Regions from separate parts of the Homo sapiens genome. Here region 1 is linked to region 2. The links are chromatin loops, found by intact Hi-C in ENCODE. Cell type or tissue: left ventricle myocardium inferior. All regions are shown on one strand. Links, peaks and the distances in the headings refer to the core of each region. The heading gives the core; the rest is flanking DNA.

Region 1 (2,899 bases), core at 108-2,607, 120 kb before region 2:
CCGAGGCCCTCTCCCTCCTCACCCAGAGTTTCAGCGGGGCAGGAAGAATGAGGCAGATTGGCCAGGCAGTGCCCAGCGGTCCTGAGCTGCCCTGTCCTGTACCAGGGCCGGAACGCATCGGAGCAGGTGAAGATGCTGCAGCGGATAGACGCACACAACACCAGGCAGCCTCCAGAGCAGAAGATCCGGGTGTCCGTGGAGGTGGAGAAGCCACGAGAGGAGCTCTTCCAGCTGTTTGGCTACGGAGACGTGGTGGGTGCCCCATTCAGCCTCTCTTTGCCACTTCCAGCTAATTTGGTTCTTAAAGGGAGCCAGAATCCTTTTATCCTGCCTACCACAATTGGAATAGTGGTTCCTGGTTTGGTGGTGTTTGAAGATGGGGGATGGGGGTTAAAGCAAAGAAGTAGACCCCTAGCCTTGGGCTCCAGTGCAGGCCTCAGCAGTGAGCAAGGAGTAGAATGTCTCCACCCCAGGTGGGTGCATAGGTGTAAGAATGCCCAGAGGGCTTGGGTAGGGCTTAAACAGCCACAGGGCAAGCCTGTGTGGAAGCATCTCCTCTCTGGGGCTCCCCAGTCTTTTCCTCTGCAGAATGAGGGCACACAACTGTTCTCTGAGGTTTCTTCCAACTCAGGGGTGTCTGGCAGGTTGTGGGGGCTGCTAGGGTGAGGGAAGGGTGGGAAGGAGACTTGCATGAGTCTCTTTTTGAAAAGGCTGGATGTAAATGGAATTTGGGAAGTAATCCCAGCATCATAGCAGAAGTTGGTTGGAGACCATCCAGCCAAGGTCCTCAACCTTGTGACTTGTCCTCAACCTTGGCTGCATATTAAAAAAGATGAATGCAGGCCAAGTGTAGTGGCTCACACTTGTAATCCCAGAGCTTTGGGAAGCTGAGGTAGGAGGATTGCTTGATGCCAGGAGTCCAAGACCAGCCTGGACAACATAGCAAGACCCCTGTCTCTATGAAAATAAATTAGGCCAAGAGCAGTGACTCATACCTGTAATCCCAGCACCTTGGGAGGCCAATGCAGGAGGATCACTTCAGCCAGTCATTCAAGATTGCAAGACCCTGTCTCTATACAAAAAAAAAAAAAAAAAATTCCTGGCATGGTGGTGTGCACCCATAGTCCCAGCTACTCAGGAGGCTGAGGCAGGAGGATTGCAGTGCCTGAGCCCCACCATCTTGTTTTTGATTGGCAGGGGTAGAGCCAAGGCTTCGGTGTTTTGTTTTTTGTTTTTACCAAAACTTTCTCTGGAGATTCTAAAGTGTAGGTAGTGTTGAGGGAGCCTCTTTGTTTTCCAGATGAAGAAACCATACCTAGAGGACATAGTTGTGGGAAAAACCAGCAAAACTGCTCCAGGGAGCCAGCATGGCGGTGGTAGATTCCACCCCAAGGTGGCGCTCAAGGCTTTCTGTGGGTTTTCAATCCATTGATCAGAGAACAAACGGACCAGGCCTTTTGTTTTACAATTTACAAGGCTGTATTCTATTATATATAAGCATCGATAAAAATATGCTTCTGGCCAGGTGCAGTGACTCACACCTGTAATCCCAGAAATTTTGGGAGGCTGAGGCAGGAAGATCATATGGGGCCAGGAGTTCAAGACCAGCCTCAGGGAGACCATCTTCACAAAAAATAAAGAAAAAAGAAAACCACGTTCCCGTGGGACAGTGAGATGCTACGTTGGGGATCTATGTGGACATGTTGGGGGAGTCGTGTTGTAATGGGGGCAACGCTAGGCTGCTGTTGGTGAATGACGAGTTAGAAGTGACCACCAGCTTCTCTTCCACTGCCCACAGGTGTTTGTCAGCAAAGATGTGGCCAAGCACTTGGGGTTCCAGTCAGCAGAGGAAGCCTTGAGGGGCTTGTATGGTCGTGTGAGGAAAGGGTGAGCCGGGGAAGCCAGGAAGGGGCTTTAGAAGGTACAGGATGAGCCTGGACTCCAGGAGTCCGCCCTGGAGCTGGGAGGATGGCTGGGGGGACGGGGTGGGCTAACACCCAGCTGAGTGGAGCCGTCTTGCAGGGCTGTGCTTGTCTGTGCCTGGGCTGAGGAGGGCGCCGACGCCCTGGGCCCTGATGGCAAATTGCTCCACTCGGATGCTTTCCCGCCACCCCGCGTGGTGGATACACTGGGAGCTGGAGACACCTTCAATGCCTCCGTCATCTTCAGCCTCTCCCAGGGTGAGTATGGCAGCAGGAGGGGAAAAGGACTGGGACCTGTCCCTGCCCCAAACACCTGGCTGACCTAGCTACTTGCCCCTCCTCCAGGGAGGAGCGTGCAGGAAGCACTGAGATTCGGGTGCCAGGTGGCCGGCAAGAAGTGTGGCCTGCAGGGCTTTGATGGCATCGTGTGAGAGCAGGTGCCGGCTCCTCACACACCATGGAGACTACCATTGCGGCTGCATCGCCTTCTCCCCTCCATCCAGCCTGGCGTCCAGGTTGCCCTGTTCAGGGGACAGATGCAAGCTGTGGGGAGGACTCTGCCTGTGTCCTGTGTTCCCCACAGGGAGAGGCTCTGGGGGGATGGCTGGGGGATGCAGAGCCTCAGAGCAAATAAATCTTCCTCAGAGCCAGCTTCTCCTCTCAATGTCTGAACTGCTCTGGCTGGGCATTCCTGAGGCTCTGACTCTTCGATCCTCCCTCTTTGTGTCCATTCCCCAAATTAACCTCTCCGCCCAGGCCCAGAGGAGGGGCTGCCTGGGCTAGAGCAGCGAGAAGTGCCCTGGGCTTGCCACCAGCTCTGCCCTGGCTGGGGAGGACACTCGGTGCCCCACACCCAGTGAACCTGCCAAAGAAACCGTGAGAGCTCTTCGGGGCCCTGCGTTGTGCAGACTCTATTCCCACAGCTCAGAAGCTGGGAGTCCACACCGCTGAGCTGAACTGACAGGCCAGTGGGGGGC
Region 2 (2,899 bases), core at 320-2,819:
GTGTGTCCGTGTAAAGAGACCACCAAACAGGCTTTGTGTGAGCAACAAGGCTGTTTATTTCACCTGGGTGCAGGTGGGCTGAGTCCAAAAAGAGAGTCAGCAAAGGGTGGTGGGATTATCATTAGTTCTTACAGGTTTTGGGGTAGGCAGTGGAGTTAGGAGTGCTGTTTTGCGGGCAGGGGATGGATCTTACAAAGTACATTCTCAAGGGTGGGGAGAATTACAAAGAACCTTCTTAAGCGTGGGAGAGATTACAAGGAAACTTCTTAAGGGTAAGGGAGATTACAAAGTATATTGATCAGTTAGGGTGGGGCAGAAACAAATCACAATGGTGGAATGTCATCAGTTAAGGCTATTTTCATTTCTTTTGTGGATCTTCAGTTGCTTCAGACCATCTGGATGTATACGTGCAGGTCACAGGGGATATGATAGCTTAGCTTGGGCTCAGAGGCCTGACATTATTGTTACTGTTTTTATCTGTAATTTTCTTTCTTCTTCCTTTATCCTAGCAATGATTGAGAGAATCTAAGTTGAAACAGATAATTGAGAAATATGCCTAATGAAATGGATAAAGTGATGTTCTCTATTTCTCTCTGGCCTCCAGAAATGTGTCCTGAGAATGGATCTTGTGTACCTGATGGTCCAGGTCTTTTGCAGTGTGTTTGTGCTGATGGTTTCCATGGATACAAGTGTATGCGCCAGGTGAGGAATTAGGCCGTCTAACTAGGGATACAAGGAATGCATAGAGCAAGTCTTCTCAGAAAGGAGAGCCACAAGACCAGGAGCTGATACAAATTTCCTATAGGTGGAAAACTATAGAATTGCCCTAGACAAAGTGATAGGTATATTAGGAAAGAACTAGGTGTTAGGATGTGGCCCTCCGTGTAACGTTGTATGGGGGTGTTTTTTGGTCTGTTGTTCACAGGGCTCGTTCTCACTGCTTATGTTCTTCGGGATTCTGGGAGCCACCACTCTATCCGTCTCCATTCTGCTTTGGGCGACCCAGCGCCGAAAAGCCAAGACTTCATGAACTACATAGGTCTTACCATTGACCTAAGATCAATCTGAACTATCTTAGCCCAGTCAGGGAGCTCTGCTTCCTAGAAAGGCATCTTTCGCCAGTGGATTCGCCTCAAGGTTGAGGCCGCCATTGGAAGATGAAAAATTGCACTCCCTTGGTGTAGACAAATACCAGTTCCCATTGGTGTTGTTGCCTATAATAAACACTTTTTTCTTTTTTTTTCCTCTCTTTCTTTTTAAGGAAAGGCGCCCTGCCTTTACGTGTTTCTTGCTTGGGGTGGGAGGGACTGCTTTAGGGCAGCCGGTTTTTTCAGGTTTCCCCCGGTTTTGCAGTGCGGAGACCACGGGGGCCCACTCCCCGTGGCTCCGCGGACCCCGCCCCTTACGTGCCCGGCCCCGCCCCTCACGCCGCCTGTGTCCGCGCCGCCGCAGTCTCTGCTGCTGCCGCCAAGCGCGCCCGAGGCTCCTACGCTGCCGCGCCCGGCTTCTCTCCAGCGCCCCGCGCCGTTAGCCACGTGGACCGACTCCGGCGCGCCGTCCTCACGTGGTTCCAGTGGAGTTTGCAGTCCTTCCCGCTTCTCCGTACTCGCCCCCGCCTCTGAGCTCCCTTCCCATGGCGGCCCTAGTGTTGGAGGACGGGTCGGTCCTGCGGGGCCAGCCCTTTGGGGCCGCCGTGTCGACTGCCGGGGAAGTGGGTAAGCAAGCCCGGTTAGGCTGCAGACCTTATCCCACTCTGTGATGCGCCTCTCCTCCCAACCTTCCCCGTCCAGACCCCGCCATTTTCCCGCCAGCGTACCCCCTTCCCCCATTCGGTGCCCATGGGCCCCAGCGCCATAAACCCCTCGCGACCAAGGCAGCCTCCACTGGGGCGTGCTCATCGCGCGGGGAGTGTTCCGAAGGGTGCCCTACCGGAGCCCAGCCCTGCTTCTTTCTTGCAGTGTTTCAAACCGGCATGGTCGGCTACCCCGAGGCCCTCACTGATCCCTCCTACAAGGCACAGATCTTAGTGCTCACCTATCCTCTGATCGGCAACTATGGCATCCCCCCAGATGAAATGGATGAGTTCGGTCTCTGCAAGGTAGCCACACCCAGTGCTTTCTCTACATTCCTTTTCAAGTCAGTAATTGTTAACTATTAGTGAAGTAGGAGACGTTGACACCCTGCTGGGCATCCTGCAGAAAACATACCCACTGAAGTAGTAAAGTCAAGGACTAAGATCACTAGTAACTGTAGTTAGGGGTTGTTAAGTGCCTTGGGAGGCACAGAGTGTTGGAGGCCTCAGGAAAAAGCTACCGCCTTTGTTAAGGGCATCAAGGCTCCAGGTATAGCTGAAAGCATTCTGTATGTAGTGAAGGCATGGATCAAGGAAAAGTAAAAGAGGTGTAAGGGAACAGCCTTGTCCAACTTGTTAGGCATGCAGAAGTCAGGAGAAAAAAGCCTGCAGATAAGTTAAATCCGGTGGGCATGGAGGGACCTGAAGCCAAAGCAGAGTCAGCTTAGTTTGGTAAAGGATCCATTGAAGGTTTTTTTTTAGCAGCAGAGTCAGATGGGAGCAGTGCTTTTTAGGACTACATAAATTAGTGGAAAGAGACTGGAAACTAGGGTCACATACTTCTCTGTGACAGTGAGTGCCAGTTTACCTACAAAACCAGTGACATTATCTTCTAGACCTACTGACATGGCCTCGTCTGATTCTCTGCTTTTCAGTTGTGTTCTTACCTCTAGGTGAGAAAACTGAGTTTCTTCCTACAGTGAGGTTTCCCCTATTCCTTCACCTCTGAAATTTGGAAACTAAGTTGCCCTCTGACAGTTCAAGCATTAAAAAAAACCCAACATATAGTAATTAAGGTAATAGAGGAAGTCAATCTGGCCTAGAGTA

The links. Hi-C counts contacts between places; a loop is a spot of excess contacts. Peaks named below come from ENCODE experiments on the same cell type or tissue, not always from the same donor. Only the 100,000 strongest peaks of a DNase experiment are listed, where the experiment ranks them.
Region 1: it touches region 2 in a loop (2.6-fold over the local background); 35 of 110 quality-filtered maps call a loop at or near these places.

What each region holds. Positions count from the first base shown.
Region 1 is chr2:27,097,398-27,100,296 of GRCh38, forward strand. KHK (ketohexokinase) reads left to right here. Exons shown (of 8, transcript NM_006488.3): 5 at 106-252; 6 at 1,799-1,887; 7 at 2,023-2,180; 8 at 2,268-2,899. The coding sequence ends at 2,353. It also overlaps a transcript of CGREF1 not described here. Among named protein-coding and RNA genes, the nearest start is that of KHK, 12 kb to the left of the region's middle. RefSeq lists an enhancer at 1,643-2,486. In left ventricle myocardium inferior, for the core only: CTCF peaks have their summits at 1,388 (motif pointing right) and 1,597; a DNase peak (open chromatin) is centred at 1,384.
Region 2 is chr2:27,215,919-27,218,817 of GRCh38, forward strand. ATRAID (all-trans retinoic acid induced differentiation factor) reads left to right here. Exons shown (of 7, transcript NM_001170795.4): 6 at 605-702; 7 at 926-1,239. The coding sequence ends at 1,030. CAD (carbamoyl-phosphate synthetase 2, aspartate transcarbamylase, and dihydroorotase) reads left to right here and starts at 1,451. Exons shown (of 44, transcript NM_004341.5): 1 at 1,451-1,715; 2 at 1,959-2,098. The coding sequence starts at 1,634. RefSeq lists a silencer at 1,323-1,552. In left ventricle myocardium inferior, for the core only: a CTCF peak has its summit at 1,485; a DNase peak (open chromatin) is centred at 1,483; H3K4me3 peaks cover 1,724 bases; H3K27ac peaks cover 1,736 bases.